2 separate regions of the Mus musculus genome follow, and region 2 is linked to region 1. The links are chromatin loops, found by intact Hi-C in ENCODE. Cell type or tissue: left cerebral cortex. All regions are shown on one strand. Links, peaks and the distances in the headings refer to the core of each region. The heading gives the core; the rest is flanking DNA.

Region 1 (5,858 bases), core at 507-5,506:
TTCCTCCTGGCTCAATTAAACCTGGAAGTAACTGGCTCTGACTTGAAATCTACAGATTAGTTTTCGGACTAGCTCCATTCCCTTGAAAACATTTGTTTGGCCTGAGAATAGCAGAGGGACAAGAGCACTCAGCTAACATGCACAACACACGGGTGAGATCCCCAGGACTGTATCAGCAGCAAAAAGTTTTGGGTTGGGTATGGTGTCCAAAACCTCTAATGCCCGCACTCAGGAGGCAGAGGCAGGAGGGTCTCCATGAGTTGCAGGCCAGACCAGTCAACAGCTAGAGCTTCAGAGTGAGACCCTGTCTCAAAACTAAGTTTTGAGAAGGAAAACAAAAACAACCAACAATACAAAACAACAACAACCCTGTAAAAGTGTGCCAGTTCTGCTACCATATTTCTTGAGAACACACAACCTAATCTCTGAGAATGTTTTCTTTACGTCAAATTAATGGCAATGAAGCAAAAAATAGAGATGGATGTCTGAGGTGATAAGGTATGCCAACCACCGTCATCTGATCATTACACGGCATAAGCACTGGATATCAGTGGAAAGGTCAAACCTAGTCACCGGAAAGAGATCCAGAAAGGCTGTGACTGAGTGCAGAGCCTGGTGCATGGTGCATGGGCCCTAGTACTGCAAAACCAAAAAGGTTTTAAAGAAAAAGAAAAAAAGTTTTGGGCCAAGAGTGGTGGCATATACCTTTAGAGATAGGCCATCTCTAAAGAGTTCAAAGCCAGCCAGGAGTGGTGGCGCATGCCTTTAATCCCAGCACTTGGGAGGCAGAGGCAGGCTAATTTCTGAGTTTGAGGCCAGCCTGGTCTACCGAGTGAGTTCCAAGACAGCCAAGGGCTACATAGAGAAACCCTGTTTCAAATAAAATAAAATAAAATTCAAAGCCAGGCTGGTAAGAGGTCCTGAGTTCAAATCCCAGCAACCACATGGTGGCCCACAATCACCCGCAATGAGATCTGACGCCCTCTTCTGCTGTGTCTGAACACAGCAACAGTGTACTTATTAATAATAATAAATAAATCTTTGGGCCCGAGTGAGTGAGGTCCTAAAATTCAATTCCCAACAACCACACGAAGGCTCACAACCATCTGTACAGCTACAATGTACTCATATACATAAAATAAATATTAAAAAAAAAAGTTCAAAAGCTGTCCTGGTCTGCTTTTGATCTTATCAACCACCTCTTCAGAAAGAAAGAAAGAAAGAAAGAAAGAAAGAGAGAGAGAGAAAGAGAGAGAGAGAGAGAGAGAGAGAGAGAGAGAGAGAGAGAGAGAGAGAGAGAGAATGCTATCACCAATTCTTTTTTTTTTTTTTTTGGTTTTTCATGCACCACCACGCCCGGCTTACTATCACCAATTCTTAAATCGAATTCTACTCAGAATCAGGTTGTACTAGGTAACTGATCTAAAATTACCTCCCCACCCCCATTCTCCCCTTTTTAAATTTTTTTGAGACAGGGTTCTATGTAGCCTCACTCTGTAGACCAGGCTGGCCTCAAACTCAGAGATCTGCCTGCCTCTGCCTCCCCTCCCTCCCAGAGTGTTGCGATTTAAGGTGTGCGCCACTGCCTAGTAAGTTTTTCTAACTCAGAACATAAATCCCCCACTTTGTCAGTGTGTAGCATATGTCTGAAATTCTAGTACTGAGAAGTCAAGGCAGGACTCTCTAGGTCCAAGGCCAGTTTGGGTTAGAGAACCCAGTTTCAAAACACTTCAACTGCCCCTGCCCCCAAAAGACCCAACCCAGGGAAAACAAAACTACTTCATTTAAGTAAGTGTAAAAAGAATATTTTAAAAAGTGGGTTATTTTCCAGATCCTGTCCTTTTCAAAGGACATCTTCGCCTGAAAATTGACATATCGCTTTGTTTTAGTTCTTCAATCTCCTTTCCACTAGAAATAACTGACAAGCCTGGCCAGGGTGCAAGTCTTCATTCAACCCCAGCATTCGGGAGGCAGAGGCACACAGATCTCTGAGTTCAAGGCTAGCCTGGCCTACAGACTACAGAGTTCCAGGATGGCCAAGGCTACACACATAAACCACTTCCTGAAAAGGCAAAACAAAAACTGAAGGGGGTGGGGGGAGAAAAAGAGACAATTGACAAGTGAAAGAAACCTTCGACTGTTTTTAAGTGTTAACTTCGGTGCCATAAGAAATGAGTACTGACTACAAAGGTTAAGTGCCTAGTTTGTAGTGCAAGTATCTGAGGTGCTGGAGATAGACCCCAGTGTCTTGTTCATACTAGGCAAGCTCTCATGAACCACATACAAGAAGCACCTTTATTATCTCCCTCCTCCTTCCCCCGCCTTCCAATTTTTTCTTTAAAAATGCACACAAACTGTAAACTATATGCTTGATTCAGAGAATGCAAAACTCTAAGCAGTGGTATGACAGAGAGCTGGTATCTGGATTTTTACCAAGCTGTCTTACAAGGTTCTACTCTGCATTACAAGAATCAGCGATTCCTAAAGGGTTTGTTGCTACTTTTAATCCCACAAGTGTACGTTCCCATACATCTAGATCTCGACCTGTAGCTACTTTCCTTCCAAAGTGGACCTAATAAACTGCCTTACTGTGTGGGATCTATGTACCACCTCCAAGGTAACGTCCCCTGCCTGGACATGGGCCGCTGGGAAAGGGTGCTAGCGAAGAGCGGGAAGCGCGACGGAGTCACAACCGTAATCTGTCTCCACCCTCGCACACACCGTTCACTCCAAAAGCCTCCGATTCAAATGTTCCAACTACAAATTATCTAAGCTCCCCTCCCCGAAGAGCTATCAAATTGGGCGGGAGCGCTCACGAACTCTGACCCTGCGCCGCCGGGAAAGCTTAAGACCCAGAGGGTGGACGCTGTACGTCGGGGTTTGGGGGGGGGGCACCCATTTTCTCCAAAGCTGCCACTAAAAAAAAAAAATAATAAGGCCCCTTTCCTCAAACACCTCTCAGGACGGAGCCCCAAACCATACAACCGGTACCCCGCAGCCGCCCCGGGCTTCCCACCGGCCTCCCCCTAAAGACTTCCTCCTTGAGGCTCCGCTAGGCCCCGAGCCCGGGCGGCCGGCGCGGCGCCCGGCCTACAGGGCCTCGCCAGGCGGCCGGTGAGGTTCGGCTCCAGCCCATTCCCGCCGCCATTTTCCGGCCACCGCCACCGCCGCGTAGGGGGGGACGATCCCGGAGGAGGAGACTGCGCAGGGGCGCACCGGTCTCGGCCGCAACGCCGAGGCCGGGGGACGCTGCCCACGAACCCCCTCGGGGTCTCTAAGGCCTTCCTCCGCGGGCCGTCCTGTCCGGGATTTTGAGCGCCTCCCCCTCGGGTCTTACAAACAAGCCTCTCGCCTCTCCCCGGATCCCCGCGCTCGGACTTACGCGGAAGAATCCCGCGTCCATCTTGCCGCCTCGCTCGGAGATCGCTCCCTATCCCAGCGTGCACCGCGCCGCCGCGACGGAGGGCGGGACCGGCAGAAGGGAGCCCAGCGCCGGGAGGCTGCGCGCGCCGCTACACCCGCCCCGCTCCGGCGGGCCTGCGGCTGCGCCTGCTCAGTGCGCCACGAGAACGACGCGCATGCGCAAGCGCACCAGGGCGGCAGCCTTTCGCTAGGAGGGGAGGCGAGCTGGGCGACTGGAACCAATGGAAAGAGGAGGGAGAATCTTTGGGTCGCCCAACCCTACCGATCTTTTTTTTTTTTTTTTTTTTGTGGCGCATGATCAGCGGTGTTCGCGCGACTTGAGTTGATCCTTCCTTTGATCCGTAGTGGGAGGATGTGGGGAGTTGAAGGGAGATGGGGGGCGGGGGGGAAGCCTCAGTCCTGGGGTGCATGGGTAGTCATAAAAGAGAATGCTTGCTTAGGGGCGGCCCGATACGCCAGTTGTTGTCATTGTGAAAGTTGAGCTAGGAGTGGGTTTTGGGAGGTTGCCGGCGGGGTTGAGCCTGCAGCGTCAGCTCGTATGAAGCCCGCGTGTTCGCCGGATGTGCGTCGCATCTGGCTTGTTCTTGAGGTGTCCATTGGATACCTTTCTGTGCTTCTGCTGCGAAACCACGCCGAAGGGCAGGAAGTGGAAGAGGGCCAAAACCGGCCCTTTAATGTGCTCACCAAGCGCTTTCTCTCCAGAAAAGTTTCTCTGGGGCCACTTTGTAACATTCCATCTTTCACAGACACGCGCACCTCTAATGCTTTTTCATGGAAAAGTCGGGAAGTGGGCATGTCTGCCCTAGGAGTGCTAGTGTAGAAACCCGAATGTCTCCAGGCATTTTTTTTTTTTTTCTTTTCCTGGCTTTCCTACTTAAAGGGGGTTGACTTTCCCATTTGAACGCCCACAGACCAGATATGACTAGGTTCGTCTCGTCCATCAAAATCATCAAATGAATCGAAATAGCAGGGAAATCAGAGAGGCTGTCTTTGAGCCTTCTCTGTCTCTGTAGATGGCAGTAGCTTTCCTTTTGTTTAGGACAATCTTGCTGTTGAGAGTCCTCTTTCCTGCACACCCCACTCCCAAGCCCTCAGGAAACACACATGCCACTATGATGGAGGCCCAAGGTCCCTTATCTGAGTTGAACTCCTGCACTAGTTCTGTCACAGATAGCCCTGTTCCTGACCTTGCCACCCAGCATCCATTCTGAAGGAGGCCCGGATGCTGAACGATGCTGTTGAAAACCCTAGGTATCTCTGTGAGTTCAAGGCCAGTCTGGTCTACAGAGTGAGTTCCAGGACAGCCAAGGCTACATAAAGAAACCCCATTAAGTACAAAGAAAGGACGTTAAAGAAAGAAAGAAAACCATGGGCACTTGTCTGCTGAAAAGTCTCCAGTGGTTCCTCACATTTTTTTTCCCCTCCAAAAGTCAAAATTGCCCTTTCCTTGATCCCTTGTGCCTCAACCTCACTCCCTGAATTTCCTGCTGCCCAAGGTTTGTACCGGTCTCTGAGCTTCATGAAACCTCTGACTGAGATAGGCAACAGCAAGGTTACTTGGTAATCCTCAAATTCTACTCAAGTGTCCCCCAGGAAAAAGGCTCACGCACCCTCCACCCCCAGCTTTTATCACCTGAATTTAGGGGGTTTTGTTGTTGTTATGTTTTGTTTTGTTTTTTCACTTATCCTCAACCTTTGTTTCTCACAATGAATTGTGCCCTCTGGTCAAATCTTGACTTCTGCTTCTCTTAATATTTAATAGTGGGTGTGGTGGGTCAAGCCTGAAATCCCAGCACCTGGGAGGCAGAGGATGTCTGAGGATTCTGAGTATAAAGAAAAACCCTGGGCTGGAGACATGGCTCAGTGGTTAAGAGCACTGACTGTTCTTCCAGAGGTCCTGAGTTCAAATCCCAGCAACCACATGGTGGCTCACAACCATCTATAATGGGATCCAATGTTCTCTTCTGGTGTGTCTGAAGACAGTGACAGTGTACTCATATAAATACAATAAATAAATCTTTTTTTTTTTTTTTCCGAGACAGGGTTTCTCTGTGTAGCCCTGGCTGTCCTGGAACTCACTCTGTAGACCAGGATGGCCTTGAACTCAGAAATCCACCTGCCTCTGCCTCCCAAGTGCTGGGATTAAAGGCAGGCACCACCACTGCCTGGCAAATAAATAAAATAAAACAAAACAAAACAAAACAAAACAAAACAGAAACCCCATGATGGTTCAGGCCTTTAACCCTGGCACTAAGGAAATAGGAAATCTATGAGTTCCAGAACAGCCGGAGCTACTCAGTAATACCTTGTTCCAAATGTGTAGCCCTGGCTGTCCTAGAATTCTCTCTGTAGACCAAGCTGGCCTTGAACTCACAGATTACAAGCTAAAAAACTGCCAACCCCCGTTAATGTCTCCTGCATGCTGGAATAAAAGG
Region 2 (5,858 bases), core at 308-5,307, 500 kb after region 1:
ACCTATGTAAAGATAGGAGAGTATGGATTGCCCAAAGTTGCCCTCTGACCTCCATATACTCACACTGGCACACTCCCTTCAACCTACTCTGCACACCACTTGATACTTACAAAATCAAAGGTTTGTGTTTTAAAAGTCTCGAAGGGAGGGCTGGGCAGTGGTGGCACACGCCTTTGATCCCAGCACTCCAGAGGCAGAGGCAGGCGGATCTCTGAGCTTGAAGCCAGCTTGGTCTACAGAGTGAGTTCCAGGACAGCCAGGGATACGCAGAGAGAAACCCTGTCTCAGGGGGGAAAAAAAAAGTCTCATGGGGAAGCACACAATAGCAACAACCTGACCATCAATAAATGGACCAATAGCCGGGCGTGGTGGCGCATGCCTTTAGTCCCAGCACTTGGGAGGCAGGGGCAGGTGGGTTTCTGAGTTCGAGGCCAGCCTGGTCTACAAAGTGAGTTCCAGGACAGCCAGGGCTACACAGAGAAACCCTGTCTCGAAAAAACCAAAAACCAAAAACAAACAAACAAAAAAACAAAATAAAAATAAAATAAATGGACCAATAATTGGACAGACAGGTTTTTTTCCCCCTTCCCTTTCTCCCTCTGCTCTGGCCCGATCTCTCGGACCCCCCCCCCCAACCTGGCTCACTCAGGCCAGGGACAGACAGTTCTTAAGGAACATAAATAGCCAATAAGTATTTCAAATAGGGTTCAGCATCCTTGGCCATCAAGAAGATGCAAATTAAAGCTACTGAGAGATTTCTTCACACTTTAGTCAGGATGTATATTACCACATCACTGAGAAAATAAAGGGAGGACCAGGAATGGTGGCTCAGGCATTTCAGCACCTGGAAGACAGAGGCAGATCTCTGTGAGTTCTAAGCAAGCCTGGTCTACATAGAAAGTTCCAGATCACCCAGGGCTATGGAGTTAAAAGAAAGTAAGAGGTCTGGGAGTGGTGTTCACGTTTAATCCCAGCACTCAGGAGGCAGAGGCAATCTGTGAGTATGAGACCAGTCTAGTTCCAAACCAAGGAAGGCTACATAGTGAGTGTTTGAGTGTTTTTGCTTGCATGTCTATGTAAATAAATGTTAAAACTAGTGTAATGGGTCCTAGGTGTGTGGAAGTAGGTTTAACCTGGGTTGTATTTTTGTTGTTATTAAAGACAGTGTCTTTCTGTGTAGCCCTGGCTGTTCTAGAACTCACTGTATAGAACAGGCTGTCCTCCAACTCACAGAAATCCTCCTGACTCTACCTCCCAAGCACCTGGGATCAAAGGCATGCCCCACAATGCCATGCTTATCTTGTGTTTTCTATCCACAGACATATATATGTTATTGCTTGCCGAGAGACCATCTCTCTACTATATCAATAGCAGTTAACTATCCATGTAATTTTTTTAAAAACATGATGTCTTTGTTGGAGAATTTATTGATAAATTCAATGAGCAAAACATTGCCTGACTAGAAGAAGCAAACCAGGCACCCATTAAACAGATCCCGGATGCTAGAGAATTAGAGAAGTTACTGGTTCAAACACACCACTACCTTTGCTCCTTTGGACAGAGAAACTACAGTGTCGTGGCCTTGGAGGTCACTTATGGATGGTACGTAGACCATAGAAGGGGGTAAAGCAAAAATTGCCTGGAATATTCCTATTTCTCTGCAGGATGTAATGGGTGGAGAAGTAGGCGGAACAGATCATCTTCACACAGCAGGAGAGAGAGATGATTGACAGGCACACTGTACACCCAAGCTGCTCACAGAGAAGGCTCCAGTGCAACATGTTATGTAAATACACCTATCTCAATGGTGACAGCCAGAAGCAGTTGGCTGATGGGAGCTCATCTACGTGGTTGAATCTTCCTGGGTTGCTACTGAAATTACAGTGCCTTTCTTAAGAAATGTTCATTTATTGGGTTACATCGATCTGCCAGCCAGTCGGGTATTTCTAATCCTCCCTGCGCTTTTAAACAGAAAGAGAGAAATGTGAGCATGTGTGTGTGGGTATGGGTGTGCCGGTGCCCGCAGAAGTCAGAAGAGGGTGCTGGATCCCCTAGAGATGGAGTTGCAGGCGGCTGTGAGCCACCTACATTGGAACTGAACTCAGGTCCGTGCTCTGGAAGAGCAGCGCGTGCTCTTAACCGCTGAGCCACCTCTCTAGTCGCTTTCGAACAAAAAGATTTGCAGCAACTTATTCCCCCACCCAGATGACCAAATTATAATTTAAATCAATTATACCATCTTGCAATAAAGCAAAGATTCAAACAAAATACTGAAGACGCATTCCCAGCGGGCAGTACTTTCCTGAAGGCCTTCGGTACAGCCTCCTTCACACCACTCCTTTGGCAGAGCTGCTGTTTGGTAAATTGCACAACGTGCCCAAAAGCCTGGTGGTCAAGGGGTGTTGGACTTCTTGCTTTTCTTCTTGGTCATACTCTCATTCTCTCCGCAGTCCTCATGTTTACCAGAGACTGTGTGATGTATGTGAGGGAAGTGATGTGTGCATCTTCTCACTCATAAGTTTGAACTCCGTAGATATTAACGCATATAAGCCATATTTAAAAACAGGGCGCTGGGCAGTGGTGGCGCACGCCTTTGATCCCAGCACTTGGGAGGCACAGGCAGGTGGATTTCTGAGTTCGAGGCCAGCCTGGTCTACAAAGTGAGTTCCAGGACAGCCAGGGCTGTACAGAGAAACCCTGTCTCGAAAAGCAAGCAAACAAACAAACAAACAAAAAACCACACACACAAAAACAATAATAAAAATCTAAGTGTATTGCCCACTTGTGTATGGGTGCCCTAGGAGGCCAAAGAGGGAACTAGTAACAAAGCACTGAGCCCGCTCCCTCAACGTGGGGAATAGAGGGGAGGAGGCGCTAGAGAGAGGGAGGGGAGGGAGAAGAGAGGAGAAAAAAGGAGAGGGAGAAAAGCAAACCAGCTAGCCAAGGTTTTTTTGTAGCTGGGGAGTCCCATGATGAGGACTGAAAGTTGGAGGGGGACTGGAGCAAGAGGGGGACGATGGGCCGGGGTGAGTGGGCAGTGTCTGTCTTAGGGTGCAGGCAGGTCTGTGGGAAGAAACTTGGCTAGCAAATCCAAGGACCTAGATTGGATCCCCAGAAAACAACAAAGAGACAAACACCACCTCTTCAAGGCTGGAAAAGGGGTTCAGGCACCTTGCATGTGAGCAACAGAGACAAGGACAGCAGGGCCCGGGTCTCACGGGGAGGGAATTGCGTGCCTAGGTGACGCGGATGTGCAGCAAAGGCAGAGAGTTGCACGCACGGCACGCCGAAAGCTCTGCCCCTCCCCCAAACCCCACAAAGAATCTCTAAGTTCCTCTCTCTGGCCAGAGATCTGATAAGAAGCCCAGGCGCAACTCCGAACAGCGGATTCCGGAGCAGCCTCTAGCTGGCTCCGAGGCTCCCGAGCCCGGTCATGGTAGTTTAACCCGAGCGCTCGCCGAGAGGAGGAGGGATGGCGGGCTCGGCCGGGCGGGAAAGGGCGGGAAAGCGCAGCGCTAAAGAAAGAAAGAGGGGGAGGGGAGGAGCCCGCGCCTGGAGCCAATGAACGGCAGCGAGGCCGCGGTGCGCGCGTCAGGCCGGCGGCGCGCGCACGCCCAGAGATCTCGCGGGAAAAAGCCGTTGTCCCCCTCCGCCGGTGCTGCGGGGCGGGAGGTGGGAGGGGGCCTGGAGGCGGGAGCCAAGTCTCGCGAGAAGAGGCAGTTGCCGTAGCGGAGCCCTCTGGGTCTGTGCGAGTGTGGTGTGAGTGGATGTGAGCCGCCGCCGGAGCTGCGGACGGTTTGCCCGAGCCCGTTAGCGCCGCCGGCCCAGAGTCCCGCCGCCACCATGTCCCGATACCTGCGCCCCCCTAACACGTCTCTGTTCGTCAGGAACGTGGCGGACGACACCAGGTGAGCGCACCGGAGCAGCTACTGCGCGGGGGAGGGAGGCCGCGGGCGCCCGGCGAGCGGCGGCCGTGGCGCGGGGGAGGGGCGGGGCGAAGATGGCGGGGCCCGCGCCGGCTCTAGGCCGCGCCGCCGGCCTGCAGGAGCAAGGGCGGACACCGGGCCGAGCGCTGGCGAGCGAGCAGGCGTGAGGGCCGCGTGGCGGGCATTCGGGGGCCCCGTCCTCCCCCGCGTGCTCGGCGGCTGGGCCGAGCCGGCGGGCCGGACGTGTGTGTCCCTCATGGATCCGACGTCCACGTTCCATGAGGTGCACGCCCCCCTCGGCCTGAAAGGGATTTTTGTTGTTGAAAACGGGAAAAGGGTTGCCAGGCGGGGCGGCCCAGGCCAGCACTCGGGGAAGCCGAGGCGGGAGGATCGGCGCGAGTCGGAGGTCAGCTCGGGCTACGAAGTCAGAAGATGGAAAAGATGCGAGTGGGATAACGGGATAGCGGAGGGGAGGGTTTGCAGCTCCATCTCCCCCATCTGTGTGGATGGTGATGAGTGGATTCGAGATTGCTGTGGGGGAGAGGAGTCGTGGAGATTGGGGCGAGTGTAACAATTTTTCGGTTAAATGGAGTGATCCACGTGTTTTCGCGGAAATCTCTTTGAAAACGAGGTGCTGGAGAGACCGCTCCCGTTAGGGACCTTCGTGATTAACTTGGGTGAACGGAGGCGGTACTTTTAATAAAAGTCCGCCTTGTCTCCGGGCGTAGCCCCAGCACTCAGAAGACGGGTCTGGGAGTTCGAGTCTCGCCTGGTAAAGGGCTTTGTTTTCACAGCTTGTCCTTTGCTTTGAATTGCCTTCGGAATTTTTCAGAAGAGATTTTTATCACAGGATTACTCTTCGTGTTCGTACAAAATAAACTCCGAAGAAAAACTGAGGTTTTGGGTTTTTCTTGTTTTGTGGAGTTTTGTATCCTCTTTGTCATTACGCATAAAACAAAAGTGGTTAATTAACGACTTAAAAATTTTTCCATTTTGTCGTTTTAATACTTAAGTATGAAGTATGTAGATACTGTGATGGTTTTATTTCAGATTTTTAATGGCTGACCCTGTTGAACAATTTTAGCGTAAGCGGGGATGTGATGGGAATGCTTAATGCTGGAAATTGGGTTCCAAACCAACTTGACTAGAATGAGACCTGCCTTAAAACAAATATACAATACTTTTCAGAATGCTAGAATATTTGATGATTGTTTTTGCCATTTATTCGTTTTTTTTTAAAGACAGTTTCTTTGTAGCCTTGGCTGACCTGGAACTTGCTCTGTAGACAGGTTAGCAAAAATCCTCCTGCCTTTGCCTCCCAGAGTGCTGAGAATAAAGGTGTTCACCACCAGCAGCAGTCTTTCAGTTTTTAAAAAAGTTGAAGACATGCCCTTTATGAACAGTGAAGACCCGGGTTTGTTTGTTTTGGTTTTTCGAGACAGTTTCTCTGTAGCCCTGGCTGTCAAGGACTCACTTTGTAGACCAGGCTGGCCTCGAACTCAGAAATCCCCGTGCCTCTGCCTCTGAAGTGCTGGGATCAAAGGCGTGCGCTTTTTTTTTTTTTTTTTTTTTTTTTTTGGCAGGGTCTCACTGACCCTGATTTATCTGGAACTCCCAGATCCCTCTACCTCTGATTTCACAGTGGTGGATTTAAAGTTGAGCTGCCTTTGTATGGTGTAATCCCCATCCCGAGATGCATTGTTTATCTTTGGATTTTCAGAACAGAGTTTCTCCATGTAACTAACCCTAGGTGTCCTGGAACTTCCTCTGTAGACCAGGCTAGCTTTAGACTCTGCCTCTTGAGTCCTGGAATTTTTAAGGTGTGTGCCACCTTGTAGCTCAGAAAGCTTGTTGGCAAAGGCAGGGGTATAAGGATCCATGGGTTATATGCTATTATCAACCACAATCCTTATATTCCTTAAGGTGATGTTG

What was found. Hi-C counts contacts between places; a loop is a spot of excess contacts. Peaks named below come from ENCODE experiments on the same cell type or tissue, not always from the same donor. Only the 100,000 strongest peaks of a DNase experiment are listed, where the experiment ranks them.
Region 2: it touches region 1 in a loop (14-fold over the local background); 2 of 42 quality-filtered maps call a loop at or near these places.

Annotation. Positions count from the first base shown.
Region 1 is chr4:135,349,715-135,355,572 of GRCm38, forward strand. Srrm1 (serine/arginine repetitive matrix 1) reads right to left here and starts at 3,432. Exons shown (of 18, transcript NM_016799.4): 1 at 3,383-3,432. The coding sequence starts at 3,403. In left cerebral cortex, for the core only: no CTCF peak of the experiment used is centred there; DNase peaks (open chromatin) are centred at 2,875, 3,562, 3,966 and 4,529; H3K4me3 peaks cover 2,671 bases; H3K27ac peaks cover 1,983 bases.
Region 2 is chr4:135,852,384-135,858,241 of GRCm38, forward strand. Srsf10 (serine and arginine-rich splicing factor 10) reads left to right here and starts at 3,688. Exons shown (of 6, transcript NM_001080387.2): 1 at 3,688-3,908. The coding sequence starts at 3,844. In left cerebral cortex, for the core only: a CTCF peak has its summit at 2,020 (motif pointing right); DNase peaks (open chromatin) are centred at 1,794, 1,974, 3,308, 3,652 and 1 more place; H3K4me3 peaks cover 2,566 bases; H3K27ac peaks cover 3,048 bases.